Regions from separate parts of the Mus musculus genome. Here region 1 is linked to region 2. A link is a loop called in an ENCODE intact Hi-C map of the cell type or tissue named here. Cell type or tissue: gastrocnemius. All regions are shown on one strand. Links, peaks and the distances in the headings refer to the core of each region. The heading gives the core; the rest is flanking DNA. Region 1 has its middle 24 kb from the start of Gm22845. Region 2 has its middle 24 kb from the start of Gm33734.

What was found. Hi-C counts contacts between places; a loop is a spot of excess contacts. Peaks named below come from ENCODE experiments on the same cell type or tissue, not always from the same donor. Only the 100,000 strongest peaks of a DNase experiment are listed, where the experiment ranks them.
Region 1: it touches region 2 in a loop (6-fold over the local background); 2 of 42 quality-filtered maps call a loop at or near these places.

Annotation. Positions count from the first base shown.
Region 1 is chr12:9,833,277-9,850,008 of GRCm38, reverse strand. No RefSeq gene overlaps it. Among named protein-coding and RNA genes, the nearest start is that of Gm22845, 24 kb to the left of the region's middle. In gastrocnemius, for the core only: no CTCF peak of the experiment used is centred there; no DNase peak of the experiment used is centred there; H3K27ac peaks cover 852 bases.
Region 2 is chr12:9,887,556-9,904,287 of GRCm38, reverse strand. No RefSeq gene overlaps it. Among named protein-coding and RNA genes, the nearest start is that of Gm33734, 24 kb to the left of the region's middle. In gastrocnemius, for the core only: a CTCF peak has its summit at 5,791; no DNase peak of the experiment used is centred there; H3K4me3 peaks cover 563 bases; H3K27ac peaks cover 1,800 bases.

The DNA of each region.
Region 1 (16,732 bases), core at 7,613-10,112, 57 kb after region 2:
AACATGCACTTAGGATTCTGCATCTAACAAAGGCTGAGAGGTACATTACTCTTTGAGTATAAATATAAATATCTAGAGGCAATTTGTCCATTTAGAAGAATTTTGATATATCCCATAGGGCCTGTGATCTCCCTAGTCATAGACTTTTGACCAGTTCTACAGTGCCAGCAGATATTTACTCCAGTATAATGACCCTCAAATCCAATCTGAAAGTGACTAGCTACCCTGAGAACATTCATACTGCTCTTTCACCCAGAGACACATCTTGCCATGCATTTCAGTATTGTAGTGCACAGGGTTTAAAACTAGATGTGATTGTTTTTCAGTTTTTTTTTTACAAAACAGTCTGCATGGCACCTTTCAGCAATACGAATACTAGTTAACCGGGAGAGGGATCCCAGCTTAGATTCAACTTAGTTTCTCTCTGTCCTATATCTAGATTGTGCAGTTTCTTCAACAGATGGAGTTTACTTTCTAATGCTGGTGAAAATATAAGAGCAATGACAATAGACTATAATGTTTTGGGAGTCCCCAGGATATCCATAGCACTGTTGCAGCAATAGGCATACCTTGCCAGGCAGTTCAGTATTGAAATATGATAGCTACATGATCAGCAACTCATAGAGAGGTACTATACACCTGCTACTTGGACCTTGGGTGGAAAATTGTGATTTATGGGATCAGTATCATGCTTAATACAGTGTGCTTATTTTTTAAAAAATAAAAGAACAGATCATTTTAAATGATATTCTTAGTTGTCTTGGGTTTCTATATAGGTATTTCACATATCCTTACTTTTTCTTTCTCTTCCCTCATGACTGTCTCCTTCTAACCCATCATTCCCCAACCCACTACTCCATTCTTCTATAAACCTTTCTTCCCTCTAGCACTTCTTCATCTACTATCGTATAGCATGTATTTTTCTACTCACTCCACCACCCCACACACACTTCATGTTTCTCCTTCCCTTAATGACTCCCTTCTTCTTCCAACTTGTCTTCTGCTGACGCTCACTCCAACTTAAGAAAACTTTCTAAAAGTATGGGCTTAAGATCAGGTTATGAGAGAGAACATATGGTCTCTATCTTCTCAGGCCTGGATTGCCTCACTCAGTATGATATTTTCCAGTCCCGTCCATTTTATTGAAAATTTCATAATTTTAATTTCTGCTGGTGATTTACTAGAATTGTAGTGTGTAATATACCTCGTTTTCATTATCCAGTTGGTAGACATCTAGGTTAATACTATTTCATAGGTACTGCAAATTGGGCTGCACATGGTATAAACATAATTTTCCTATCAAAGAAGAGACAAGGAAGTTGGCAGAAACTTTACTAAGTAATAATGAACATCAACACAGAGATCTTAGTAAGATCTCTGGATCTTGGAGTCTGTCTTGTGAAAGAAGATGAGGTAGCCTGATCAAAGGATGAAGGGACACTACTGAGTCCATGGTTATAGTGAATAAAATCTGCTCTCTACTGTAACCTCCCCCACATCCATCGCTGAAACAAGACAATACACACACATAATTTTTAACACTTTGACATAATAAACAATTCACATAGTTGAAAGAGATACACCACACATATGTCACTTGGGGCACTGGAAAATGTTAAGATAAATCATTCCCTTACTTTGTAAGAGGTTTCAATTTCCTTAAGGGAAAAGGTCTTTGTCATCTTCTCAAAGCACCCCTGGGAGTAATTCATGCCACAGAGATGAGGAGGGATACCTTCTCTCATCTAGTGATTTATAGTGCTAACTTTAACTTTTCAAAATGAGATTTTTCTTTTTAAGGAATTTTGCCAGTATATATTTTTTTCATCTCTGTCTTGGTAGTAACTACAACTCAAATTCGGTGAATATATGTTAGACAATGTTTACTTGGACTTTCTAAAATAAACTGATCATTTTGGGTGTAACAGACATGCTCCCTCTTTCTATTACTGTTCCCATGTCTTTCTGCAGAGACTCGCCAACACAAACACTCACTTACAGGGCTGCACTCTACCACTGCAGAGTCTTTGGTGAGTCTGCCATTGGATTTCAGTCGATAAATTTGCATTTAGCGCTTAATTTGTTCAGTATGCCTTACTAATTTGGCAATATTTATGTTGGCCCAGAAAGCAAAAGACAGCTAAGTTCTCTGTTTTATTTGGTGTGTGTGTGTGTGTGTGTGTGTGTGTGTGTGTGTGTGAGAGTGCGTGCACACGCGTTTCATTTTTCATAAAAGGATTTGAAATATGAAAATGTTACAATGTCATGGACAGGAATGGTTTCCTGTTTATGAGTCACCATAAATATGAAAGGTGCTGGGTGACATTTCTCAGCTGAAAGTCCATGCAGCTCTGTGTGGTGAACAAATCCTCAAGCAGGGTGGTCTTAAGGTGACTTACTGACCTTGTATAATGTCCAGAGGAATGACTGTTAAAGTACAGTAGCCAGATACCACCCCCCCTCTCTCACACACACACACACACACACACACACACACACAGAGAGAGAGAGAGAGTTAATGATTTTTCTCATCATTCTTAGTACAGATATAAGTCTTTACATTGTGTATTCAAAAATCAAAATTTATCTTTGTGGATGAAGAATCGGGAAATATATTCCTGTCTGCCACATTTTTGTCTGTTTATTTATTCTGTGTGTCCTTTCACAAGCTCCTTCATAGAAACAATTCCTCCTACGCAGAACTACACACCCAGAAACTTCTTCTCTTTGCTCTGGTGTGGTGATAGTTCAAGCCTTTTCTCCCTTCCCTCAGAGGAATGTCACAGTTCACTGGTCTCTGCATGGGCCAGAAAGCATTGCTATTAAAACAATTTCTGAGAAGACAGGAGTTACCAGATCTAGTCACTCCTGAGACTACTGTGTTCAGAATATTGAGACTCCAATCTATTTGTTTAATCATTGTTTCAGAAATATATCATGCAAACAGACATTCCCTTGGAGCAGCCTTTCTTCTCATTAAAAAAATGAATAAATTTTATGCATAAAATTATGGGAAGAGGTCTGAAGAAATTCATGGAAGACTACTACAGGGGTTGAAGACATGGCCCAGCAATTATGACCATTCTCTAATCTTACAAATGACCTGGGTTAAATTCCCAGCATTTACTTGGCAGCCCACCACTGTCTCTAACTACAGCTTCAGGAGTTTGGACACACAGACACACATTCAGACAGAACACCAATTCACAGAAAATAAAAATAGATAAATCATTTTTAAAGAGACTATATCAGTCACATCCAGTCCAGTCTCAATTCCCAGCTAGCCAGCACTCGGTAGTTATTATGAGATGGTAATAGTTATTGCAAAAGAAATTGTTCACAACAGTACCACTAAAGTCATTGCCTTTTTTTTACCAATAACATGATGTCCATGAAAATTTCCTAGTAGTGTTCTTCTTGTTTGTATCTCAATTCTTAATCCCACCTTTGTAAATATTCAGTTGGTCTGACAACTTGGGTTATCTCAGGATGATGGAGAATCAAACTTTTGGAACAGAAAATAACATCAAAAAACTTGATAAGCTTCCCTGAGCAGCCTGCTATTCCAGAGGTACCTCCATTCTCCAGCTGCCTCTCCTTCACCTCCATCAGACTCCTGAAACATAGAGAAAACCTTCCCTTCTTTAACTCATCTTCCCTTCTCTCTGAGCCCTCTGGTCTAAGCCAAGCTACCCTAAGCATCCCACCATCCCAGGGGGATATCCATTCTCCTGCCACCTCTCTGCCTACCTTCATCAGACCTGAAGCTCTGAACCATACAGAACTTCAGGTCCAGAACCATATAACCCAAGGATACTCATCAGAGGCCTGCCACACCAGGACCATTGATGGTACACCACTGCCCCCAACACCCACTACAATAAGAACACTCAGGAACCAAAACCATTCAAATAGTTAAAGGCCCTCAAAGAACAAAATCAACAAGTGCCAGGGCAATGTGAAAGCTCCAGCTACCCCACTGCAGTAAGCCCTGGATATCCCAACACACCTAAAACACAAGAAATGACCTGAAATTCAATCTTATAAAGATGATAGAAGTCTTTAAACAGGAAATGAATAAATATCTTAAAGAAATGTAAAAAATACGGTCAGAGGTCATTAAAAAGGAAACAAATAAATACCTTAAAGACATATAGAAAAATAAAATTAAACAGGTGAAGGAAATAAATAAAACTATGTAAGGCCTGAAAGTAAAAATAGAAGCAATAAAGAAAATACAAACTGACAAAATCCTGGAGATGGAAAACCTAAGGAAGAGAACAGGAACAACAGACTCAAGCATTGCTAACAGAATACGGGACACGGAAGAAAGGATGTCAGATGTAGAAGATACAATAGAATAAATTGGGAAGAGGGGACCTCAGAGGTAGAAGATGCAATAGAAGAAAGTGATGCATCTGTCAAAGAAAAGATTAACGCTAAAAAAAAGTCCTGACACAAAGCATCCCATCCCAGAAACATGAGATACCATGAAAAGACCTAATCTAAGAAGAATAGGAATGGAAGAGGAGTTCTAGCTCCAAGACCCAGAAAATATTCTCAACAAAATCATGGAAGAATGCTTTCCCAACCTTAAGAAAGAGATGCCTATAAACAGACAAGAAGTGTATAAAACACCAATTAGACTGGACTAGAAAAGAAAATCCTCCTGGAACAAAATTATCAAAGCACACAATCTACAGAACAACAACAACAAGACTATTAAAACGCAGCAAGGGAAAAGGGCCAGGGAACATATAAAAGCAAACCAATCAGAATAACACTTAAGTTTTCAACAGACTGTAAAAGTTAGGAAGGCCTGGGCAGATATTCTGCAACCTCTAAAAAACTATAGATGCCAACCTAGACTACCATACCCAGCAAAACTTTCAATCACCATAGATCTAAAAACAAAGATATTTCAAGACAAATCCAAATTCAAACAACATCTTTCCACAAATTCAACCCTACAAGAAAAACTCCAACACAAGGAGGATAACTACATCCAAAGGAAATACTGGAAATAAGTAATTCCATACCAGTACCAGCAAAACAAGGAACACAGACACAGACATAGACACAGATACACAGACACACACCACCACCACCACCACCATCAAAATAGCAGGAAATAACAATCACTGGTCATTAATATCTCTCAACACCAATGGACCCCAATAAAATGACATAGGCTAACAAAATGGGTGCAAAGACGGAATCATCATTCCACTAAAAAGAAGAAACGTACCTCAGCCATAAAGATAGCATTGAGAGAATGGAATTCTGGGAACCCATGAAGAGTAACTATGTTGACACATCAGCTGCCCACTGCATTTGCCACTTAATAGATGCATTTTCCATTTTAACTACTTCAATGTTTCATTTTGTCCCAAGATTGAACCTTCTACAGTGGCCGTGTTATATAAACATCATTTTTTTTTGTTCTCTAAAGGGAGACACTTTCATTATTAAATATATTAAAATCATTTGTTTTTATTTTCAAAATTAATTTGTATTATTCACCTGTCACCATTGCATGTGTTTGCTGTGCATTGGTTAAGTATATTTTATATTTCTTTCATTATTTCAATTTTGAGATCTTTGCTTTCATCCTTTCCCAGACTTTAATAGGTAGACATCTGGCTTTGATTTTCTTCAATGATTACTTTTAAGGTTTTCAAAAATAATCTTAAACATATATCAATCAGTCTAGTAATGCCCAGATAAAACATGGAGTTGTAATTGGAAAAGCATTAACTGTAAGAATAATCAGACCTCAGTTTAAACCCTTACTGCTGGTAGCTGTGCAATTATTGGATCTATTTCTTGTACTTACATTGAGAGTTTTGTGGTCTATTTATAATGCAGTTATAAAGCCTCAAATTATTGCTACCAGGTTGTATACCAACCTACCAGCCACCTGCCAGGCTGTTCATCCTCGCCATATTACCTCATCTAATGTTGGCAGACTATCCTCCACAGTATCACCATTCTTATTTGAAAGATCAGTCAACTGTGGTTCATGAAAGACAAATGACTTCTTGAGGTCATAGACCTATTAAGGATCACGCTGAGATTCAATTTTTTCTGACCTCAAATAATCGTCTTAACTAACAAAGAAAGACTCTAAAGGGTGTCTTTCTATTATGAGTTCTAAGCTTTGAGTCAAACGTGGTTTCAGAAAAGAAACATTGTATATGCATATGTACAGTCAATCCTCTGCAGTAATATTTGTTGCTGCCATTTTTGCTTCTGATTCTTAAAACATATGTAACACTGTGTTATACCTGCTTTCCCTTCCCTGCTCCCTGTGTTTTCACTGTGCCATGGCTCCCAAACCCCACTAACCTGGTTACCTCAAGTACTAGCCTTTGTAAAGCAGAAAGGACTTGAACCACAGAGAACAGAAAAAGTGTAAGTAGGGATTCGCTGTTCCCAACAACATCACATACTTCTGTAGCTTAGAACTTGACAGTCCTCAAGGGCCCACGTGCTGTAGCTTTTGCCCTCAGCCAGGGGTGCTATTGCATGGTTTCCTTTATCAGGTAGGGTGCAGTGGAAGTAATTTTGATTGTTAGTGTGTTAAGGACACTATTATAACCCCCATATCTTTCTACCTCTTTTTATACTTCCTGCCTGACGTGATACAATCAGTCCTGCTCCAACACATGGTCCTGTCATAATGGACGGTGTTGCCCCAAGGCCAAATGACCATGCACAGAAATGAAGAATTAGAAAGCTAACTCACATGAACAAGCCGCAGGCAACATTTTTCTGTACAGATTCCTGGGGAATGTTGTTATGGAACTGATTCTCAGCTCTGAAGAAGCTTTACATGTTAATACTTAATGTTGGTGTAGTTGTGAGTTTTCATCTCCTGTGTCTCCATAAGAATTTTAGAGGAAATTTGAAAATCCAATTTTGTCTTAATCCCAAGATGCTTGGCATTAAAAAAAAAAAAAAAAAAAAAAAAGAAGAAGAAGAAAAGAAAAAAGCCAGCCCATTTTAATGTGTTAAGTTAAGAATCTTCAAACCAATAGGGCTAGAATTTTGATAGTCACTCTAAAGGAGGGAAAATGCTGGTAATATAATGCAGGGAGAAAGAAACTGATGCCACATGTACTTGGGTTTGGATACTGGCCTCACTAATGGATACATTAGTATCCATTCGTCCTGGATACATGGCTCATCTTTCCCAGCCTCCTTTCACTCAGCTGTTCAGTGGGACCAATTCCTACACTGTCAGACATAATGAGAAAAAAGGCCACAAGCATATTGCAAGTGACAGACAAATGGGAATTTCCACTGAGGTGAGATACACCTTCTATCACTAGCATCCCATGAGATGTTTTCCCTTCCTGGTAACAACCACAATTGCCCAGCAGAGGCAAACTACCCCCAAGGGCCACTTTTTGGCCATCAAGATGTCTTTAATGGGATGCATAAATTGTGAACTACTTAGTTGATTTACACTTTCTTTGCAGCTGAAGAAAAATATTTACTGGGAAGATGAAATTGAATTAAAACAATCAGATTAAGAGGATGCTGGAGGCTGGCTCTCAGCTCAGTAAGGGACACGGTCCTTGGTCTTAAGAGCAGAGGCTTGCCAGCAGCTTGACTAATTTAACAGTAACATGAGGAGGTGTGGCTGTAACCCTGCACAGGGGACCAAAATGCTGAGAAAAAAAATGTTTTCCTCCTCACATGGCATTCATGGAGCAGCTCTGGGGACAGGCTCCCCTCACTCACACATACCCTCATAGATAAGGAATGCGAAGCTTGAGAGGAACAGCATGTGGCTACACATCCACCATGTAGGAAGGTTGAGCTTCCATAACAGGCGGTGACATCTTATAAATAAATAAGTCCTTTCCCAAGGTGAAGTTGTAAGTCAGCCATTTATAACTGAGAGCAGATTTCTTATAAGTGAAATTGTATATTCAGTGATCAGCCTCCCAGGTTGGCCACACAAGGATTTTCAATCCAAAGACAGTAATGTGATGTGCTGCACAGTGGGTGTAGGAACAATACCCAGTTCAAGAAAGCACCATTCTGCAGCCAGATTTCTTGTTTCCCTGCTTGCATTTTAGGTGGTCCATGTAAAGTCACATTACATCTTCTTCTGAACTATTTAGTGCTCTACTTACTTGCCATATAGAAAACTCTTTAAAGGATGTAGATTTCCACTATTGATCTCCCAGCACCTTCTAAGAGAACATATTCTGGCTTCAATTCCTTAATTATGGACAGAAAAAAATTCTGCTTATGTATATTTACTGAATGTGTTTTAAAACTTAATATTTAAATAGCTGCTAATAGTTCTGGAAAAAACGAAAGTTACTGTACAGAATAGACTTGGGAAGAGTAGCAAGCCAAGTTCCTTAGAGGTTCACAACTCAGAGTGCTTTGGAAAGATGTCAAGTTAAAGATGCCTTCTGAATACTGTGTCATTGTCTGTTACTAACCCTTAGTTCTTCACCTAGCATGTATTTGAGTTTTATCACCCTAATTAGAATGTTTAGGCCAGTGTTAAAATATTAGTTTTTAGACTATCTCTTTACTCAATTCCCTGTTGTTGCATGGAATAGTCAGTGATGTTCAGCCTGAATGGGAACACATGTGGCTGAAGAATAGCTACATAAATGACCAAAACCAAGGTTTTATATATATACATACATATATATATATATATATATATATATACATACATACATATATATCTGTGTGTGTATGTGTGTATATGCATACACACATACACACACACACACACACACATATATATTATTGGTTTTTCAAGACAGGGTTTCCTCTTTGTAGCCCTCGCTGGCCTGGAACTCACTCCATAGACCATGCTGGCCTTAAATTCAAAGATCCATCTATTTTTATACTTTCATTGTATAATTCTTGTTCATGAACATTTAAGTGAAGATGAAACGTTTCAATGTCAAGACATTAAATATACCTTGTAGACGTTGCTTATTATTCACAAAAGAGAACAGTAAACCAATGCATAAATATCCAGCTTTATTCTGAAAATAGTAGTAGTATCAGCAGCAGCAGCAGCAGCAGCAGTATATAGAATTATAATATTTACTACTGGAATTAGATCTTAGACATGCACTGACTGTTCTGAGAATTTAATCCTTTTACATATCCTAGTTCTGTGAAACTTAAGTTTAATTTTCTGTAAGGAAAAAATATAACTTTCGAACTATAACCATGACACTAAGGTCAGTAATTTCACAGTGGGAAGACTCCCCAGGAGACTTCTTTACAGAGAAGTTTTCTGTTTGTCCTTGGACATGGAAGGATCTATCTATTCCTCACTTCTGTTTTATCATTCTCAGTGTTTCTCTCTCAGCCAAACCCCAGAGGATGCTTGATATTCCCTGGCAGTCTTTATTCCTCTGAAAATGCATTTTTAAAATCGCCTTTTTGGAGAATTCAAGTAAACTTGAATTATGGTCACAAAGTCTTAAGTAGATGGCTCTGAATTAACACAAGACTGCACTGCCTGCTAATGGCATCTTGGGGGCATTGAGTCTAACTCTTCTTGTATTGGCAATGCGCATTCTGTATTAGTAAAACCAGAAACATCTGAGAGGAAATGACTGTGCAACAAGGGTTCCCAGTGTGCGCCACGGATCTGACATAATAAGTTCTGGTCCCAACTTTGTCTGTTGAGCTAGAAAGCTTGTCAGAGGCCATCAGCTTGCTCTGGATTATTTAATGGCCACCCTCCCTGGTAAAGTTCATGCTGCCCTCTGTGGCACTGAGAGCCACCGACACCAAAGGATTTGGTTTCATGTACTTGAACTTGAGTGACACAAATATTTCAGTGGTGAATCAGTCCTGGAAAGAGAAGGAGAGTAGTTAGGGAGTGTTTATAGAAGACATTTCATCATTGCTAGTCAAACATGTCTCACTGTTGGTTCAGGAGGCTCTGGTATTTTCCTTCTTTGAAGGGGATGCTAAGAAAGCCAATAGCTTCCAGCCTGTAGTTCTGCTCCGAGAAAGAGCAATGGCCATTTGCACACAGGGAACCCCAGGACTAGTTGCTTTGGAATGTTGAAAATGTTGGGGAAATAATTGTATGTTTTTCCTCTGGGTGGGGGGACACAAAAGCTGTTGGGTGCAAGTAAAGTAGAACTAAAGCTGCTTCTAGAGTTGGAGCAGTGAAGGGAGCCGCTCCCTCTGCCTCATAGCCTGGAAAAAGTCAGTGTGAAGACTATCAGAACCTCAGTAATAATGGTCAGAAAACTTGGTTGAAAAACGAGAAGGTTGATTCTTTTGGCATGGGTCATCATAACTTGGACCATATCTCAAGCATTTGTGGACCCAGTGAAGCAATTCATGAAACCTCAACCCTCAGATGAAGATGGGATGGTACCAGTGCCCAACACTTAGGAAGTGTGCAGTCCTTCTGGAGGTGTGGCATTATGAATGACAAGGAGATTCAAGAAGACTGCCCTTAGGAAAAAACCTAGCCAAGCCACACCAGGAAGCACAAACCAAATTAAATATTTTAAGAAAATAAACAAAGCTACTGAGTCAAGCATACATAGCAAGAAAATGGGAAAAGATTGTTTGAGACCCAAGGTTTGAATATCATGAAGCCACATATGTGATGAGCCAGCCCAAAGGAATGAGAATCCTGCAGCTGTGTGTACCCTGAGGCTGTTCTCTCCAGAGCTCCCCCGGAAAGGAGACTTGTGATCCTGCTAGGGCAGCTAATTATACTCTGTTCTTTTCGCCAATGTGAGCATGGCTTGGCTGAGAGTCTCAATCCTGTCTATCGATTGAATTGTTCATATTGTGAACATTTTACTATAAGGCTTCCCAATTTGCTTGCAGGAACTTTAGAGACTGTCTGTTACAACAGAATTTTTTTATAATCAAAACTCAGCCACACAAATATTCCATCTTAAAATTTTCAGAAGTCTGGAAGTAAATAAGTTTATTTCAACACTTTGAATTTAGCAGGATTTAAACTTTATGAAAAAAGATATAAAGTGGGCCCATGTGAGGGTTAAGAATTGATTGTAATGAAGAGAGAAAGAGTCCACTGCACACCAACTGCTGGTAGGAAATAGAGCCTCGGTGGAACTGAGTTCCGATTCTGGTTATAGCTGCTTTAATCTACCCACAAGGTTTTGAACCAATTACCCTTGCCACAACAGAAGGTCCTTCACTAAGAATGATATACTGCCATAACTTTGGCACGTATGAGGGGTCAGTAAGACACATGTTTGCTGTACGAAATCTGTTCAACTTGGTTATAAAACTTTTGTCAAGAATATTACCATATCTGATTACAAATTACTATTGGAACCAAATATCAAAAACTGTGTGTTAAGAATAAGTATACTTTTACATTCCCTGGATGAAGCTCACAAGATTTTCTTCCTTTTTTTCTCTCCCTTTTAAAATTTATTTTTATATACTTTAGTTTTCCTTTATTTTCACAATTTCACCTATGGATACATTCATATGGATACATTCCATACTGACTACTCCCCCCTCCTACCTCCATGCCACCTCTGCCCCACCTACCTTCCCACATGTCTCACTCTTATATTTGTGTCTTTTTTTTTTTTTGACCCACCAAGATTTGTAAGAGCCATCTGTGTGAACACAGGCTTGAAGTTATTTGTCAGAACCTGGTGTGGTAGGCTCAGAAGACAGTACAAAACTACAAACATCTCCCTATTTTTTAATTTCTTTTCTTTTTATTTTATTTTTTTATATTCCAGTCATTTCTTCCCTCTTGGTTCACCCTACACCTTTCTTCAAAAGGCTGTCACCACCTCCTGTCCCTGCCAGACCTTCCCACCCCACGGGGCCTCAAGTCTCTCTAGGATTAGGAGCATCTTCTCCCACTGAGGTCAGACCAGGCAGTCCTCTGCTCTTTATGTGTCACAGCTTCCAAGCAGCTCTTGTATGCTGCCTGGTTGGTAGCTCAGTGTCTGAGAGATTTCAGGGGTTCAGATTAGTGGAGACTGCTGCTGGTCTTCCTATGCAGTTGCTCTCCTCCTCAGCTTCTTCCAGCCTTTCCCTAATTGAACCACAAGGGTTCCCAACTTCAGTCCAATGGTTGGGTGTAAGTATCTGCATCTGTCTCAGTCAGCTGCTTTTTTGGGGCCTCTCAGAGGGCAGCCATGTTAGGCTTCTATCTGTAAGCACACCATAGCATCAGTAACTGTGTCAGGCCTTGGAGCTTCCCCTTGAGATGGATCACAAGAGACTTCTCTGTAGTCAATAGTTCAGCAGTAAAGCGTCGGGCCTTGTAAGCACCCTCCCCCTTCATTGATAACTTTTACTGGGTCTGGTATATTGTGAGCCCAGGGTGTATAACTACAGTTTATGTGAATTGATGTTTACAGCAGTTGTTTCAAGTCCAGGGGATGGCATTTTGAAATCATTTGCTCTTTTCACACTTCCCCCTTCCTCTTCCACAGTGTAGCTCCAGACTCAGACTGGGGATAAGCGACATGTTTAGAGCTGGATGCACATCTGCTGCTTGTTTTCTGCATCTTGGGCAGCCACATATCATTCTCCACTGCTCATTTTAAGAGGGACTTCTTTGATTAAGGCTAAGAGCAGCTTTTGTCTACAGGTAAAAGCATAAGTATTTATAAGGCAGTTGTGCTGTCAGTTACCCATCAGAACTTTGTTCCCCACCTGGGCTTACTACTTCCCCAAACCTGAGTTGTTGGCCAAACTTACAGCACAAGGCAATGGTCTTCCCTCAGTATCAGGGATCTTGAATCCATTCAGGGGCAGTTGGTTATATTCACCACAGTCAAGCTTCTATTGCACAGGTGGTAATACCTTGTTTTCTGTATAGTTTGTATTCTTCTATTCTGTTCAATCCTACACCCTGGTCTCTCCAACTCCCTTCCATGACTCCCTGCCTAAACTTTTCCACCCACAGTGTTCCCCTCTTTACATATGCTCTACTATCCTTCCTTCTCAGAGGGCAGTGCTCTCCCCTTTCATCTCTGTTCCCCTCTTCCTTAGGCATTCAATGTTCAACACATTGTACTAAGGATCTCCAGCTAAGATATTCCCTTGACTTCCTTTTTACACATGCTCTACTGTTCTCTCTGCTTACCACCTTTCCCCTCCATTCCTTGTTTCCTCTTTTACATAGCTACTCCATATTAGACAGATTATACTACAGACTTGTAGCTAGAATACTTATATCAGAAAGAGCATTTGGCTGGTGTTTGTCTTCATATGAGGCTCAGAGAACTTTGCTCAGGATAATAAGAATTTCCATGTCCCTGAAAATGTCCTAATGCATTGTTTCTTTAGAGCTGAATAATATTCCATTGTGTATATAAGCTGCTTCATATCCATCTATTGTTGCACATCCAGGCTGACTTGATTGTTACTTGATTTGATTATGACTTGAGCTATTGTAAATAAAGTAGCAATGAAAATGGATATTCAATTACCCTGTCATAGGGTACATAGTCATTGTAGTATATGTCCAGGAATGAAATACCTAGGTGTACTGGCTAGTTTTGTGTCAACTTGACACAGCTGGAGTTATCACAGAGAAAGGAGCTTCAGTTGAGGAAATGCCTCCATGAGATCCAACTGTAAGGCATTTTCTCAATTAGTGATCAAGGGGGAAAGGCCCCTTGTGGGTGGGACCATCTCTGGGCTGGTAGTCTTGGGTTCTATAAGAGAGCAGGCTGAGCAAGCCAGGTAAAGCAAGCCAGTAATGAACATCCCTCCATGGCCTCTGCATCAGCTCCTGCTTCCTGACCTTCTTGAGTTCCAGTCCTGACTTCCTTGGTGATGAACAGCAGTATGGAAGTGTAAGCAGAATAAACTCTTTCCTCCCCAACTTGCTTCTTGGTCATGATGTTTGTGCAGGAATAGAACCCTGACTAAGACACTAGGTCATATTGCAGGTTTTTAAAAATAAGTTTTTGAGAATTTCATTTAATGTATTTCTATCATTTTTCACTCTATATTCCCTCCCTGACTCCTCCAAGATCCATTTCCACCTCCCCACCAACTCACAACTTTAGCTCTTCTTTTTATTATAAGCCAAAGGTTTCAGTTTTTACTGTTCATATACTCAAGGGTGTGGAATAGACATGTTTTTTTTAATTTTAAAAAATCTTTGGGCTGATTTTCACAGTTATTATACTATGTGGTGTTCTCACCAATAGTGTTTAAGGATTTGCCTCTCATCACATCTGTGCCAGCATTTGTTATTAGTATTCTTGGTGATTACCATGTAGACCAGAGAGAGATGGAAACTTAAAGGTCAATGACTTGTTTTGGATGCTGTGACTGGAATGATATTCATCTCTAAACCAGTTTTCAACCAATAAATTATGATTGTCAGCACTCTTTATCATCTTTTTTTTTAGCCCATCTTTGCTTTCATTTGTGATATATATGAAAAAAGCAAGACTGTTCATAAACATATATTCACAAACATTTGCAGAATCCATTCCACATCCTTTGAGTATTTGTCTCCTACTTTTGTAGAGACAATGTGTTTCATGGAAATTAAGGTAACAATTCATATCCTAAACACGAAGACATTCTTATCTTTGGATTGGATTAATTAGGAAAGAAGAGAAAGCATAATAACCACCAGTATTTATGTGGAGTATACTAATAAAATTTTATATAAGTAGAAGTGTATCAAGAACTAAGTATTTGCAGGTTTATACCAGGGGAATAGGCCATCTTGACATAGGAGAAAGTATTGTAGAAATGGTAGACTATTGACAAAAGAGTGGAGAGAAGAGTATAGCATGAGACTGGAATCAGTTGATAAAAATTCCTAAAGATATTTTGAGGAATATAAATATTTATATTCCATTGAAATGTTCTGATCAAAAAAGCTTTGAAGTAAATGGACCTACTACTGTTTTATTAGTAATATGGAGGGTTTTTTATTTATATGTCAGGAAAGGGCTATTGATGAAGTGTATAGGGCTTACCTAACAGTGTCAGGAAGAAAGGATTTGGGTCTCCTCCATACCTCAATAATATGAAGGTGTGGGAAGCCACATGTGCCGTTACAGAGTGGCACTGACTACTGCTGGCCACCACGCATAAGTTTGGACAAACAACCAATGTGTACATATGCAGTAAAGTTTTTTGCAAAGACACTGCCTGGCCCAGGCATGATAATGAGGTTCTGTAAGGTACTGAGAGTATAACCAATCAGATGTGAGACATGCAAATGAGGTATGATAATGAGGTTCTGTAAGGTACTGAGAGTATAACCAATCAGATGTGAGACATGCAAATGAGGTATGATAATGAGGTTCTGTAAGGTACTGAGAGAGAGTAGCCAATCAGATGAGAAACATGCAAATGAGGCTTAGTGCATAACCAATCCGGGTGTGAGACACGACCCTCCTAGGCCTATAAAAGCAGCACCAGTTCTGGGCTCGGGGTCTTTTCGCCTCTACAATCAAGCTGTCCCAATAAACGTGTGCAGAAGGATCCTGTTGCAGCGTCGTTCTTCCTGGCCAGTCGAGCGCGCGCAAGATGAAGGGAAAGAAGATGGCAGGTGATAGTAATATACCAACTATTAAAATCTCTGGGATAGTCATGGATAATTGAAAAGCAGATATGCTATGAAGCTTGGAGATGGAAGGAAAATGCTCATTTCAGTAGCAAAGAAATAAACTTTATAATTTTGAAATAGAAGAACATCTAGATTGCATTCTAGAGGGCTCAATCGCAAGGAGGCAGTGCTTTCAACTGTACAATGAGTATAAGTGCAGAGGATTGAAACTGTGGTTTTAGATGAAGACGGAGCCTCAAGAAAATACACACTATATGTTCAAAATGCCAAATTTTAAGAAGACAGAAAAAAGAGTCAAGTTTGGAGCCAGCTGTGTCAGCAAACAGGGATATACCAAAGCATAATCAGCATTGGATACAATCACTGAGCTAATTTGAAGCCCAACTAGACAATGAGCCTGGGTCATACAAGTCACAGAAGTGCCAGAAAGATCTCTTCCTCATGGCATGTGACTAGAGCCATGGCAAAGAAATATTTTTAAAGGTCTCTCCTGAGTTACCTGGCAGTTCTAAAATTCTCACCTAGCATGACCAATTCTGAGAACTTTGGGCAAGTGTCAGAAAACTAAGCTCTATCCCCTAGCCCCAAGAATACCTCTAACTACAGGTAGGAAAACCCAGGGTTATAACCACACAGGAGTGGAGTCTGGGCAGAGCCATATGAGACTTACTAGCATCTTAGTTACTTGCTCATTTCTGTAATAAAATAGCTTGGCAAAAGCAAATTAAGGAAGAAAAGGTTCTTTGGGTTCTAGTTCCAGAAGGATACACTCTATAGTGGTGAGGAAGACATGGACACTGGTGAGAAAGGCATTGTGGCAGAAGTGGGGATTTGTCTGATCACACTGTGTGCGCACTCTGGGAAGCAAAGCAGGAACAGGAAGTGGGGCTGGGCTTCAAACCCTCACCCTCACTCGGGCACTCACTTCCTCCAGCAAGGCTCCACCTCCTTAACATTCTTCAACCTTCCCTAACAGCGCCACCACCTGGACAACAAGTGTTTAAACAGTTGAATCAACAGGAGAGATTTCACATTCAAACCAGAGCATCCTGACAGAGCACAAACAGGGATAAGTCAGTGCTTAATTAGAAAGCCAAAAAAGAATATGAAAAATAAATTTAATACAAAACCAGAAAAAATCATATTGAAATGTGGGGAATT
Region 2 (16,732 bases), core at 4,783-7,282:
AGCCAGGAAAGCTTATTATGTTTCCTGATGATCAATTTATTTGTTCTAATGCTATATTATGCTCCAATCTCAAATCCTATGAGGTTCTTTGTTATGCATAAATTGTGCTTTTGAATAGAATTAAATAGCCATGCCTAGTTTGACAGAGACAGACCCTGGTTTGGACAGTCATTATTTACTGTTCAGAGCCATCTGGATCCCAATTTCTTGTGGCTGATACATTCATAGTTCCCCTCTATCTTACATTCTCTCCCCATCAGCTTGATTGTTTCAAAGCTCAGTCTACCATCTGGTTCTGCACTCGTATTCTGGGAGTATACCACAAACTGGGCAGCTTAGACAACAGATGTTTACTGTCTCAAGAATCTGTAGCTATAGCTCCAAGATCAAGGTGCTGGCAGTGCTGTTGCTGTCTTCTGAGGGCTGGGATGGGGTCTGTTCTGTGTCTCTTGCCTGTGTCTGGTAATCACTGGCAACCGTTGGCATTCCTGAGCTTATAGGCACATCACTGAGATTTCTGTCTTCATTTGCACATGGATTTCTGTGTGTGTGTGTGTGTGTGTGTGTGTGTGTGTGTGTGTGTGTGTGTGTGCATGAATGCATGCATGTATGCCTCTGTGCACCCAAAGTTTCCCTTAAGAAAAATAGTCATACTGGATTGGATTAATGCTTACCCTAAGGAGCTCATACTAACTCATAAATGGAGTCATATAAGCAAAGACCCGATTTCCAAGCTAAGTCACATTCAAAGATGAGAGTGATGGAGCTGTATACTTACTGAGAAAGAATAATTCAGGCCATAGCAAGTTAGATGGAGAAATTAACCGCCACAGTACTGCCCCTTTCTACCACCCTAATGATCCTTAAGTTCACTTCCCAGGCCTCCCTCTTCAGTTGCTACTATCACATATTTTATTTTTCTTTTACACAATTGAAGTAACTCATAGAAAAGGGTTTTAAATTTTAACTAGTCAACTAGTGGTAGACATAGAGTAGAGAGAGAAGAAGGGCTTAGAGCAGTGGTTCTCAACCTGTGGGAGGTCACATGAAGGTCACAGATTTTTCTCCATATCAGATATTTATATTAGGATTCATAACAGTAGCAAAATTATAATTCTGAAGTAGCAACAAAAATAATTTTATGGTTGGAGGTCACCACAACAGAAGAAACTGTATTAAAGGGTCTCAGTATTAGGAGGGCTGAAAAGCACTGGTTTCGAGAAACCAAACAACCTTCAGAGGCACATCACCAAGGACCAATTTCCTCCAACTAGATCTCTTTCTAAAGGTTTCTCAGCCTTCTAATAGTGCCACATTCTGGCAATCAGGTGTCCAGTACATGAGTCATCTGGGTGGGGGCATTTCATATTCAAACACAGCATACCTTTTGTTTATAAATTTCTATCACCATTTTCTTTTTAAACCAGAAATTTAAATTTTGTTCTTAAAATATCACCAGATAATATTAGTTTGATTTTTCATCTGATAAAAAGAAATGAGTTGTTGCTTTCCTTTTGAGGATATCACCAACTGAAACTCTGGGTGAATTTTCCTCTCCCAGAATTGGGGTGAAATTGTGGAAAGCACTGAGGAGTGTCCTCAAAAGATAATGCTCTTTGTCCTATATACTCCACGGTCTGGCGTACAATACAGAAACCAGTAGTCCAGCAAAGTTATCTAGACAAGTGATTTCTTCCCTTCAGTCATATTATTGTACGGATTGCCACATGGCAAGCATATATGAAGCCGCACAGCGGAAGCACAGGTTGAGTTTGAATAGGAGACTGTGGCCAGTAATGTCCATCTAATAGACATTGGCTCACTCCAAATGGCTGCAGCAGGGCCTTGGTCTGCCATTCTTATTTGTTGTGTGCGTGGATGCTACCTTTTGTCTCTAACGCTGACGTACTCAATCAGCAACTACTACCAATAGGGCTTTCCTAAACTCTTTCACATTCCAAATGCAGCATCTGAGACTCCATAAACAGGAGTGAACTAGTAGCAGTTTGAAGTTGTCATCATTGACAGCTTATGATTTATCTTAACTCTCCCTCGCCATTTGGCCATGACTTTAAGTAAACACTTTCTGTCTTCCTCATGTTCATGTTACTGCCACCTCCCACTAATAAGGGAGACTGCCAAGAAAAGCATCCAGACAGTTCATTTACCTCCCAAACTTGCCTGAGAGTAGCTTCCCCAGTTTAGACAAGGGGCAATCCAACTACTGCACATTTTCAGCAGATGGAACAATGCTTCCCGAAGTGTTTACATTAACATTATTTGCTTTCAGAATGTGTGTGTAACAAATGGGTAGTTGAATGAAATATTGTGATGCAAACTAAAGACACTAGAAGTTCAGGCAGGCCATTTATGGTGATCGATGGAGATGCACCACTTTGCTTTCTAAGAAGCCAGAAAACCCCAGGCAGACTTTCTCCGTGAAGTCTTTGGCACCCTCGTATTCTCTCAGGTGACTAGAAACTTAGTTCAAATTCACCAGAACTGTTCTTACACAAAGCATGGGGCTCAGGGGCCCCTAAAATTGAGCTCAGTAGTCAAAACTAGATGATAGGAGTCAAAGACAGAGTTTCCTATACTGGATAGCAGCTGGTCATAAGAACCATCCCTGCATTTTCCGTGGATAATCATGAAGCCACCCTTAGTTGAATTTGAAAGTTCTTCCTCAGCAAACTGATGTGGACAATATATGTGTCAGCCATCCTGAAATGTCTCATGTCTTGCCTACATCAAGCCAAGGTCATGCTGAGTAGCAAAATGTACTCTGTGAAAGTCATCATAGTGATGTTTATACTCTCCATACAAAACCAATGTGCAATGCTCTGACATGACTAATCGTAGCGTATATAAGAAGTAAGAAAATTCCTTCAGTTTCTTTGGATACTCCTTCCTCAAACACAGACCCTGAAGCTTATAGCAGGTGTATTCATAAGGGATGGAAAAATCTCAGTGAAGCATTTTAATGCTAGAGTTCTATATCAAGCCTTGCATTTATTCTTTAAGAGTTGTTAAACTAATGTGACAAGCCCCTGTGCAGACTATTTAAAATGATTTTTAATCGTTACATACTTAGGACTCTTAGCTTGCAAGGCATTAAGTCTTGTTCCTTAGGAGTGCCTTGAAAGCTTTCCACACAGCTCTCCCATGGTGCAGAATGCTAGCACATGTGTATGAGTAGATCTGGAAGGATTTTCTCCAATTTTCTTGCAGTCACTACTAACGTAGCCTAGATGTTTATGTGTTCTGTGGTATATCAGAGGACAGCAAGGGCACGGGAAGGTGGGGCTGAGCTGTTGCATGAGTGTTCCTCTCATGACTAGGTTGGGTGTTATACAGACAGATGAAACATCACAGGCTATGCAGGTCAAGTTCTCTGAGTAGTCTAAAGAGAAAGTAGGAATATAAGTGGAGGCTCTACGCATTGTCTGCTAATGTGTCAGCAGAGTACTGTATCTAGCAATCTAGATTGATATGCTCTCTGTATCTCTCTGCCTATCCACCTCTTTGTCTCCCTCCATCCTTCTCATCCTTTCTTATTTCTCTCATTTCTTTTTTTAATTAGGTATTTTCTTCATTTACATTTCAAATGGTATCCCAAAAAGTCCCCCATACCCTCCCCCCCCCACTCCCCTACCCACCCACTCCCACTTCTTGGCCCTGGCGTTCCCCTGTACTGAGGCATATAAAGTTTGCAAGACCAAGGAGCCTCTCTTCCCAATGATGGCCGATTAGGCCATCTTCTGCTACATTTGCAGCTAGAGGCATGGGCTCAGGGGGGTGGGGGGGATACTGGTTAGTTCATACTGTTATTCCACCTATAGGGCTTTAGCTCCTTGGGTACTTTCTCTTGCTCCTCCATTGGGGGCCCTGTGTTCCATCCAATAGCTGACTGTGAGCATCCACTTCTGTGTTTGCCAGGCACCGGCATAGCCTCATAAGAGACAGCTATATTAGGGTCCTTTCGGCAAACTCTTGCTGGCATATGCAATGGTGTCAGCGTTTGGAGGCTGATTATGGGATGGATCCCTGAGTGTGGCAGTCTCTAGATGGTCCATCCTTTCATTGAATAGCCAGAAACTGGAAAGAACCCAGATGTCCCTCAACAGAGGAATGAATACAGAAAATGTGGTACATTTACACAATGGAGTACTACTCAGCTATTAAAAAGAATGAATTTATGAAATTCCTAGGCAAATGGATGGACCTGGGGGATATCACCCTGAGTGAGGTAACCCAATCACAAAAGAACTCACATGATATGTACTCACTGATAAGTGGATATTAGCCCAGAAACTTAGAATACCCAAGATACAAGATACAATTTGCAAAACACATGAAACTCAAGAAGAACGAAGACCAAAAAAGTGTGGACACTGCTCCTTCTTAGAATTGGGAACAAAACACCCATGGAAGGAGTTACAGAGCTTTCTCTCATTTCTATTCCTTCAGTGAGTTATTAGAAATATCTTTTTCTAGGAACTGCTTAGTAACTCCTCAGAATCCAACATCCAAGCCAAGATCTCTTCATTCACATTTCAATTGCTTCCTCCCTTGTGTTATTCTTTTTAGAATGATGTCAGAAGTGTTATTGTGCCAGTCCCTCTGACTGGTCTACTAATTCTACATCACCATGAATCTGCAGAATCATGTTAGGTACTAGCAAGACCACTGTATGATTGGAGGAGGCAAGGAGTAGGGCTCAATGATCAGAGGCCAGTGTTCCATACCTGGACATATGATACTGTAGCAAATGGTTTTCCTGAGAGTGATAGACAAACAAATGGTATCTTTCAGTGTTCATGTGACATGTTTTTAAAATAGTTTGAATATTGATATGAAAAAGGAAGAGGTGAAGTTTCTGTACTTATCAAATGAAGGTCATATTTGAAAAAGGAAGATAGATATTACACACATCCCTTCCTCCCAGACCCAGCTCCGCTAAACCTAGCCTCATGTTCTGATTTATCCAACCAGCATGATCACTATGACCACCACGACCACTATTTCTCTCCATCTTGATACAGTTCCTACATGAAAACTCCTAGGCAGCCAGTGCTAGTTTCATGGGAAACTATGCTACAACAACTGACTACATTATTTGTGTTTGAATACCAACTCATTTCAGTTCCCTAAATTCTCAGATACATAGAGCCTTACATGTAAAAGTCATTATTAAAAGCCATTTATAATCAACTAATCAAATTCTGTAAGAAAATCAGTTATGCTTTTCTTTTGCAGGATAATATATACCCAAACACACATGCTAGTGCTTAAGATTCATACAGATATGCAAGTAGATGTTCAGAACAAGAGCAAAGGAAACACACACACAGACACACACTCACACACACACACACACACACACACACACACGCGCGCGCGCGCGCGCGCGCGCGCGCACGTGATAGGTTCATGAGTGGACACAGTGACCCAGAGACACAGGGCTCTAGGCTCTCAGCTCAAACTATGTCCTACCCTTGCTGACATCATTGCCTTTGCTCAGAGCTCCTGGCTTTGCAGACTGGGCTCAGTTCCTCTGGGCTAAAACCAAGTGTGGCCTGTCCTGTCATGTCCAAGTTGAGCTGTCCTGGACAGGATAGGGCAGTACAGAGCCAGCCAGGGCAAAGCCACAGATGGGTTCAGGTGTCAGGTTCCACCCAAGTGGAAGCTCCCCTTGAGGAGGATGACTCAGACTGTGCTGTACTCGAGTTACTTCAGCTTAACCGCCCTGAAATGGCCTTGCTCCCCTGGCTGCTGACCACAGCAGCTCTCCCAATCTCCCTAGCACCAGATGTGTGGCATACATTTCAGCTTCAGCCCAAACACCAGGGCCTGCTCTCCACAAACGGAGCAAGAATCAGTGCTTCCCCAAGAACTCAGAGAAGAGGACACTAGCATCCCAGCCTTGCTCGGAGGCATCCACAGGTACCCTCGGGGAAGATGTCTCTGTGGTCCTTCAGGCTAGTCTCATTTATCTTCTAGAGCCCGGGATTTTTGCTCACAGAGTGGCCATTGTAATGACACCCTCAGTCATGACATTTACACCAGGCACAGTGTTCATCTGTGGTGTGAGCAACTCTCACAAGTTCATGTCACAGGCACTTAGAGGCCACTTGCCATGTGGCTGGCTCTGCATAAGGTGCTGACGGCAAGAAAATAGCCAGACCACATCTCCTTCCGGAGAATGTAAGTTCTGCTTGGGGAGTCAGGACAGTGAAAGAGGAACATGAGAGATGCCTGAGCTTCAAACGCCTGTCTTCATCTCTACATGTGTGACCTTGGAGAGTTACCCCAAGTCTAGAAACGCTTCCATTTTCCCCTCGGCACTAAAATGGGAAAAGGGGTTTAATTCTGTTTACAAATTATCTAAGATTCTGTGATAATAATAGTTATACCAAAAGAGTGTTTATATACGGAAGCTGGATTTCCGAATTTTATAACTGTCTCTGGAGGTCTTATTTTTATATTTTATTTGATGTAATATTATGTATATAAAGAAAGAATGCATGATGTGATTGAACTGTAAGAGCCAGGTATTAGCATTTTTAACCATTTCAATGAATGAGATCTCAGTTGTAAGATTTTTATCCAACATGGCAGAGAATAAGAAGAGGAGCAACCTGTGGCATGAGTTCTCATTAGTTCCTTATACTTATACCTCAAGGACAAATACTCATCTTTATTTGGCCAAGGTTCAAAACACACCAGGTTTTCATTACCAACACCAAATATTGCACCATTAATACCTGTAACTTCATCATTACCAACACTGTCTTCTCTCCTTCTAACAATTTCCACTATTGTCTCTATAATTTCTGCCTTTGTGAATACTACCAGTGCTAGGTTCAAGATCATCATCAGTAGTTCCAGCACCACTATGCTTACTCCTATCACTAACACCCCTTTCTACATCCACTATTTCTACAATCTACCATTATTATTTCATACACCATCAATGCTACATTCAAGATTTCCACCATCACCAACACTATCCATACAACCACCCATTATGCCAACACCACTACCTTCATAACTCTCATCAAAAATACCACCAGTGTCATTTATATCAACACGTCCTTTAGGCATGGTTGTGTGTCTGATTTTGTCTTTCAGGGAGCCAAAGTCTCAAAAATGTTAAATTGTCTCTCTGAAGTCTCAGGACATCTAAGTTCCAGAGCAAGGACTTAGCATCAAGTACATTTGGACCTTGAACCTGTTGCATTTCATTATGTCATTCTTTATCTTGTCCACATCTTCCCCTATATACTGAGAAGCCATGATTTATTTTCTTCTCTAGAATAGACAATTGGATGTATTTCACTGTTTTCTGTTGACTGCAGATGGGGTAATAGCATTTTTCTGGATAGCTTTGCTTGAAATACTGAAATAGCAAGACGGTAGAAAGACACTACAAGAAGGCAAGAAAGACAAAGCTTGAATGGGGCCTCAAATGTGGAAAGGTCACATATAAAATTAAAATGTGTCACAAGAAGCACCTAAATTATGGCTCTGAAAAGCATCAGACTTTCCAGGTGAAGATGAGAAAAGGGCCATAGCTTTCTTCCTGTGAGATGGTATATAGGGTTTCTGGCCAGAAGTGTGGGGTTAGCACTCAACGCAGGAGGACTGATAGTTCTTTGAAGCCTAGGCAGCATTTCTAAGGAATGCCTTGGGAGAATCCCAGACTTCAATAATGAGATGGAAAGGTTGCATATATTTTATTTTGAAAGCTTTTTATTTGCAGCATTAAAATTATTTCTGTCATAGGTTAGATTGAAATGGAAATTTGAAATTCAACACAATACATACCTATTTCATACACACACACACGCACACACACAAACATGATACAATGCAAACACACAGAAAGAGATATACACACGAACACATGGAGTAAAGTTTGTGTCAGCCAACACATACAAGTCAGCTTGGAGAATGCCTTTACATTTTTTTAAAAATACTCCATTGAAATTGAGATGATTTTTATCCAATTACAGGAAAACTTGTTTTATTAAGTGTATATATCTATACCTGGAAAAACCATCTGCCTACTTAATCAACAAGAATGCAGTTTTTTAGTAAACTTTCCACAAGTTTAAAAAAGGCATTAATAGGACATGGGCCTAAAGTTAAGAGTGTTTTCTATACTGGAACATCTGGATGTCTGCATTGCTTAGAGGCAATCAAAGTAGACATGTACCCCAAAGAGGCTTAGGAGTGACAAAGTCACTAATCCAAGTGCAACCCCAGAAGGTTCAGGTGCCCTGTGTGTCATTTACTCTATTTAGAAGTCATGCTGTAGAAACAGGTACTCAAGGTATGCCCACAGTTCACCTTACAGGACTATCCACAAGAAGGTTCTATGAACTTACATTTACTAACACTAATTGGGCAACAGACTCATTATCTAAATGGAAGCACTGTGACTGAAAACAGTTGCATTCTTTCTTTTTTAAATTTTTTATTAGGTATTTTCCTCATTTACATTTCCGATGCTAACCCAAAAGTCCCCCATACCCTACCCCCCCCCACTCACCTACCCACCCACTCCCATTTCTTGACCCTGGAATTCCCCTGTACTGAGGCATATAAAGTTTGCAATGGGCCTCTCTTTCCACTGATGGCCGACTAGACCATCTTCTGATACATATGCAGCTAGAGACACGAGCTCTGGGAGGGGTACTGATTAGTTCATATTGTTGTTCCAACTATAGGGTTGCAGACCCCTTTAGCTCCTTGGGTACTTTCTCTAGCTCCTCCATTGGGGGCCCTGTGATCCATCCAATAGCTGACTGTGAGCATCCACTTCTGTGTTTGCTAGGCCCTGGCATAGTCTCACAAGAGACAGCTATATCTGGGTCCTTTCAGCAAAATCTTGCTAGTGCATGCAATGGTGTGAGCGTTTGGAGGCTGATTATGGGATGGATCCTCGTTTATGGCAGTCTCTAGATGGTCCATCCTTTTGTCTCAGTTCCAAACTTTGTCTCTGTAACTCCTTCCATGGGTGTTTTGTTCCCAATTCTAAGAAGGGGCAAAGTGTCCACACTTTGGTCTTCGTTCTTCTTGGGTTTCATGTTAAAACTCTTCCAAGCAATTTCTTTTTACATATATTTAATTTATATAAATGAGTAGACATAGCCCACAAACTAGTACTCATGATGTTAAAGTCATTCTCTTTGAAGCTTAGATCTGTTTTCCATATGGAAATGATACACATATTAGAAATGGTACACATCTTGATCAGAGAGACCAACTGGTTGGCAAGTATCTCTAAGAAAGGATGCTGGCCTTGCCCTTCTATTCCCCAAAATGTGAGGCTCTCTTTGTAGCACCAACCCCCTAAGTCAACACTGCAGGGTGATTTTTTTGGCTCCCTTTACCTCCTGGGAAATGAATCTAAAAGTTTTATTCATAGTATTAATAACTAGTAACTTCAGTGCCCAGGGTTGGCACAAAAGCTGGCATACTGATAATCACCTTTGGTCATGCAGAATGAGTAGCACAGAATGCCTGTGTCCCACCCTCTGAGAGGCCTTTGCTCTCCTGCCGAGTGAACTGGCATCTTTCTTTGGCTAATTGCAAAGGATGAATTTCTAAACCAGGCATCGATAGGCTAGGAGCCTTTACTGTGCCAGCTTCTGTGGGGGTAATGGACTCTGCTCTGCTCTGAAGAGAGCCTTTGGCATATACAAAGAATAGTATATTTGTAAATCACAATCACATGAATATGAAGGAAAACACCATGTTGGCCAGCCCTGCCCTTGGCCTGTGGGATGGACAGACCAGTAAACAGTGGACTAGACAAGAGTCATCGGTATCAGAGCTGGTAGGGAGCTCAGCCTTCTCAATAAAGCCAGGTCACTGGTGGCTAATAAAGGAAAGGTGGCTTCTGGAAGGCTTCATAAACATTGTGTGACATAATAAATCAGTACTAGCTTTAGTCTTGGCATCTTTATGTTGCTCCATGGTTCTCCATTTTCCTATCAAGGAGGAGCAAGGATGTTTGTCAGAAAGGAGAAACACATAAGGCAAAGGAAGTAACATCTGTGTGCATGCCACACACAGGTTGACCCGGTGAATGGTGACTGAAGCTTTGGATCCTCAGTCTAGCACCCATTAGGTTCACACATCTCTGTCACATTTCAAAGCTTACCAGATCTGTGCTAATATTTCCACCATTCCCAGTGTGTGTAAAATCTCCAGTAATACAGAATGATCATGAATGTCAGAAATGCATCTCCATCACAGAGCTCAGCTCTGGGCAGAACAAAATATCAGCAAGCACACATAAAGAAAACTTGGCTTTAAAAAAAAAAAAAAGAAACATCTCAATATATACTTTTCCATTTCTATAATACAGAAGACCAGAAAGCAGGCTGTGCACCAGAGGCTTGCTGACATTCTGAGTCTGTCTTCTCAGCCTATGCTCTTAATTACTCTTCTCTTACTCTTCTCATTCTTTCTCATCAGAAAATTGGCTTAAGAGCTCAGGAATTTTTTTAATGTTCAAGCAGAGAAATTATCAATTATTTTTCCATTAAAAGACTCAACAATAAAAAATATTTTTTCATGTGTTTTTATTTTGTAACATATTCTTCCTTTGCTTTTGAAAAAACAATATTTGCTCATGATACCATTGTGTTCTGCAATCTTATAAGGATATATAGTTATTTAAATGAGTACATTCCAATGACAGTGCATTGAGAATATATGTACTTTTTTTTTAAACTTATTTATTTATTTTACACTCCATATTTTATCCACTGCAACACCCCTATCCACCCTCCTACTGCTCCTCATTCCACACCTCCCCCTGACAACCTCATCTCCATGTAGATGCCCCCATCCCCACCCCACCTGACCTCTAAAGTCCCTGGGGCCTGCAGTCTCTTGAGGGTTAGGTGAATCATCTCTGAATGAACACAAACCTGGCAGTTCTCTGCTATATGTGTGTTTGGGGGCCTCATATCAGCTGGTGCATGCTGCCTGTTTGGTGGTCCAGTGTTTGAGAGATCATGGGGCTCCAAATTAATTGAGACTACTGGTCTTCCTACAGTGTCACTCTCCTCCTCAGCTTCTTTCAGCCTTCCCTAATTCAACAACAGGTTCAGGACAACTGCTTCTTTCCATTGGTTGGGTGCAAATATCTGAATCTGACTCTTTCAGCTGTTTGTTGGGTCTTTCGGAGTACAGTCGTGATAGGTCTTGTGTGTGTGTGTGTGTGTGTGTGTGTGTGTGTGTGTGTGTGTAAGTGCTACATAGCCTCAGTAATAGTGTCAGGCCTTGGGACATCCCCTTGAGCTAGTGTCCACTTTGGACCTGTCACTGAACCTTAGTTTCCTCAGGTTCCACTCCATTTCCATCCCTGTAATTCTTTTAGACAGGAACAATTATGGGTCAGAGATGTGACTGTGGAATGGCAACCCCATCCCTCACTTGATGTCCTGTCTTCCTGCTGGAGGTGGGCTCTATAAGGTCCCTCTCCCTACTCTCAGGAGTTTCATCTAACGTCCCTCCCTTTCATTCCTGAGAGTTTCTCACCTCCCAGGTCTCTGGTACACTCTGGAGGGTCCCAACAACTCCTACTTCCCGAGGTTGCCTGTTTTCATTCTTTTTGGGGACCCTCAGGAGGGCTTTGCCTGAGCATCTGAGGGAGACATCTTGGATCCCAGACTACACTGAGACTACTCTGCACAGGTGAGAGTGTGGACTACAAAAGCTAACACCTTCTGGGACAGGCAGGAGCCACAGAGCTTCTGAGGCATCCCTCTCTTTGGGCTCCAGACATCTGGGCACCTTCTATGCCAGAGGATAGGTGTCCACCCAGCCTGGGAGGACTTTGCCTGAGCATCTGCGGGACACATCTTGGTTCCTGGACTCCACTGAGACTAGTCTGCATAGGTGAGAGTATGGACTACAGAAGCTAAGAGCTTCTGGGACAGGTCCTGTTTTGGGCCTTCATCTTCTGCCAGGAGGCAAGTCTGAACACCAGATATCTGTGCACCTTCCCTGAAAGAGGAAAGCCTGCCTGCAGAGAGTGCTCTGACAACTGAAACTCAAGTGAGAGCTAGTCTCCAAGGTCTGCTGGTAGAGAATAACAGAATCACGAGAGGAACAAGCTCTAACCAGAGACAACTATAACAACTGACTCCAGAGTTTACCAGATGGCGAAAGGCAGAGGTAAGAATCTTAATAACAGAAACCAAGACCGCTCACCATCATCAGAACCCTGCACTCCCACCTCAGCCAGTCCAGGGCACCCCAACACACCCGAAAACGTAGACCCAGATTTAAAGGCATATCTCATGATGATGGTAGAAGACATCAAGAAGGTCTTTAATAACTCACTTAAAGAAATACAGGAGAACACTGCTAAAGAGTTGCAAGTCCTTATGGAAAAACAGGAAAACACAACCAATCAGGTAGAAGTCCTTAAAGAAAAACAGGAAAACACAACCAAACAGGTGATGGAAATGAACAAAACCATTCTAGACCTAAAAAGGGAAGTAGACACAATAAAGAAAACCCAAAGTGAGGCAACGCTGGAAATAGGAACCCTAGGAAAGAAATCTGGAACCATAGATGCGAGCATCAGCAACAGAATACAAGAGATGGAAGAGAGAATCTCAGGTGCAGAAGATTCCATAAAGAACATCGGCACAACAATCAAAGAAAACACAAAATGCAAAAAGATCCTAACTCAAAACATCCAAGAAATCCAGGACACAATGAGAAGACCAAACCTACGGATAATAGGAGTAGATGAGAATGAAGATTTTCAACTCAAAGTACCAGCAAATATCTTCAACAAAATTATAGAAGAAAACTTCCCAAACCTAAAGAAAGACATGCCCATGAACATACAAGAAGCCTACAGAACTTCAAATAGACTGGACCAGAAAAGAAATTCCTCCCGACACATAATAATCAGAACAACAAATGCACTAAATAAAGATAGAATATTAAAAGCAGTAAGGGGAAAAGGTCAAGTAACATATAAAGGCAAGCCTATCAGAATTACACCAGATTTTTCACCAGAAACTATGAAAACCAGAAGATCCTGGACAGATATTATACAGACACTAAGAGAACACAAATGCCAGACTAGGCTACTTTACCCAGCCAAACTTTCAATTACCGTAGATGGAGAAACCAAAGTATTCCACGACAAAACCAAATTCACACATTATCTTTCCATGAATCCAGCCCTTCAAAAGATAATAACAGAAAAAAAAACAATACTAGGATAGAAACCACGTCCTAGAAAAAACAAGAAAGTAATCCTTCAACTAACCTAAAAGAAGACAGCCACAAGAACAGAATGTCAACGTTAACAACAAAAATAATAGGAAGCAACAATTACTTTTCCTTAATATCAATAGACTCAACTCCCCAATAAAAAGACATAGACTAACAAACTGGCTACACAAACAGGACCCAACATTTTGCTGCTTACAGAAAACCCATCTCAGGGAAAAAAGACAGACACTACCTCAGAATGAAAGGCTGGAAAACAATTTTCCAAGCAAATGGTCTGAAGAAACAAGCTGGAGTAGCCATTCTAATATCTAATAAAATCGACTTCCAACCCAAAGTCATCAAAAAAGACAAGGAGGGGCACTTCATACTCATTAAAGGTAAAATCTTCCAAGAGGAACTCTCAATTCTGGATATCTATGCTCCAAATACAAGGGCAGCCACATTCATTAAACTTTAGTAAAGCTCAAAGCACAGATTGCACCTCACACAATAATAGTGGGAGACTTCAACACACCACTTTCACCAATGGACAGATCATGGAAATATAAACTAAAGAGGGACACAGTGAAACTAACAGAAGTTATGAAACAAATGGATCTAACAGATATCTACAGAACATTTTATCCTAAAACAAAAGGATATACCTTCTTCTCAGCACTTCATGGTACCTTCCCCAAAATTGACCACATAATTGGTCACAAAACAAGCCTCAACAGATACAAAAAATATTGAAATTGTTCCATGCATTCTATCAGATCACCATGGACTAAGGCTGATCTTCAATAACAACATAAATAATAGAAAGCCAACATTCAGGTGGAAGAATTAAATTCTAAAGCCAAATTTTCAACTGCCCATTTAATCCACTAATCAGAGGGAGAAACATAAAAAGGAAATGAGAAACTAACTTGAGGTCTATCATACAAGGTATATAAAGCAGAAATATCATTCTTCTGAAACAAAATCTCTACTAAAACCTTTTTCTTGTTTGGTTGTTGTTGTTATAGAAACCTTGTTTTGTTGTTGGTGGTGGTGTTTTTGTTTGTTTGTCTTTGTTTTGTTTTGAGTACATACAGAACCTGAATGTTTGTAATCTTAGCATTTGGGAGACTGGTACAGGAGGACCATGTATTTGAAGTCAACCTAGACTCCACAGTGGAACATGATCTCTAAATGAAATTAAAAAGAAAACAAAGGATAAAACAAAGGAAAATATGGGGAGGGGATAAGAGAGATGGCAAGGAGGGAGGGAGGGAGGGAGGGAGGGAGGGAGGGAGGAGTGGAGGGAGGAGTAGAGAGAAGAGGGGAGGGAGGAAGAATGGGGAAGGAAGAGAAAGAAAGAGAAATATTCTTTTGCATGCTGAATGTGGTTCATGACAGCAAAGTTTCTGACAGAAAAGGAAGAGACCACCCAAAATTGTTTATGTGATAATCAAAAAAGTAGTAGCTATTTTTCCAGAGAACCTGTGTATGAGCAACTACACAGCTGCTCATAATTGTCTGTAACTCTAATTTCAGGCCTTCTGGCCTTTGCAGTACCAAGATTGTAGTGATGCACAGACACACATGCAGACAGAAGGCAGAAGATTTTGTGTCTATGTGTGAACCTGTTTTCCGTGTGTGTGTGTGTGTGTGTGTGTGTGTGTACCTGTTTTCCATGTTTTCTGGATGCAGTATTAATGCAGGCATTTGATAATACCATGTATCCTAAAACTATACTTCACCAGGAGAAATTCTCAAGACAACTCTATAGGGCAGGTACTTCTTTCCAATTCAAAATCAAAACAACAAATGGGTAAATTAATCATTAAGTTTGTAACAAAAGCTAACTTTTCTTATTTGGAAAGGATTTAAGGAAATCCAAAGGACCTCTAAGAAAAACCCATTAAAAGAAATCTTTACTTCACTGTTGCCTCCTCCAAGTACTCTGGACACATAAGTTTGAAACTCCACTATTTGCCAAAGGATTTTTTAAAAAATTAATGAGTGCAAAAAACTCTGTAAAGATTGAAGAGAAAAAGTGTGAGCCTCCAAAACTCTACTTACTGAACACACTGGAGGGCAGGGCTGAAGCAGAAGAAACAAAAATCAAAAGGAAAACTTGGATATGGCTTGACATTTATTCTTATTTAATAACTAATTTTATAACTGTTTGGTCCACCTTTTTTTTTTTACCATGTTTAGATATGAGATTTTGAAATACATTTACTCACTTTTTACTGGATTTTCTATCTCTTTCTAACATTCTCTTAAGCATTATTCATGATAAAATATTTTGTTGGTTTGGTTTTTCTCTTCACTGGTTCCATGAAAAAGATGATCCTCAGAATAAATATTATACTGATTTCAAATACAGTTTTTTAAATATTATTACATGATGTTGAAGGATAACCAAGCTGTGAAAACTGAATTACAATAAGTATCAGCCTGGCAAGATGTGCCCATTCATGCAATAATGGCTTTCTGGTTGGAGTCAAGGGTCACTCAACAGGATAGAACCTATGTCTGGTACTGCAGACCTGGCTGAGAACTGGTATTTAGGAAGGTCATCGGCATTAGGGGAGGACTAAGGACTACTATTTTGCTTAATGGACATGGTATCAAACCCCCTTCTGTACATTTGTCTTTATACACACAACTTAGTGTAGCTCTCAGACTTCATCAAAGAAGCTTCTTTCGCAGTGGATGATGATTCATACAGAGATCCATAACTGCAGACTGACACTAAATGGGATATCTTATCACCTGTCCCACGGGGATCAGTGAATATCAGAAAGAGGCTTCTGAACATGGGAAGGCTGGCACATGATGGGCTCACTGTAGTTAACATTACTTTCATAAGCCTGCAGGAGATTGGAGCTGTAGACAGTTCACTGTCTACACTGTTCACTGTGGAAGGGAAGGAGATCACGAGGCACCACTCATGAATTCACACTCATGAATAACTGGAGAAAGGGGTAGAACTACTGAGCAACGCTTTCATAAATAGCCTACAGCTCATTCTCAGCCAGGCAAAGCTACAGAAGCTTGATTCACATGTGTACCAAAGAAATGAGAGTAGGAGGGAGACTCCTTGAGAAGAAGGGTTTCACCCCGAGGTGAAACAGGGTAAGAGGAGAGAGAATGTATTAAAGTTCAGTGTCACACACTAGAGAACTGGCAAAGAATTTTAAAAATTGATAATAATTTTGTGAACTTGGCATTATCTACAACATCACATCAATGTCAAATCATAATTACATGTCTGTCTTTTGTGAGGAAATTCTGTCCTTCACAAATAAATACAATTAAGTAAAAATGAGGCTATGGCTTATGTGATCCTAAATGGGATGTCTTATCCCCTCTCCCACAAGGATCAGTGACTATCAGAAAAATGTCTTATTCACATATGAAGCATAAAAGTAAATATAACCAGGAAGATTTTTAAGATCTGTTCAATTTAATGGAACGTAGT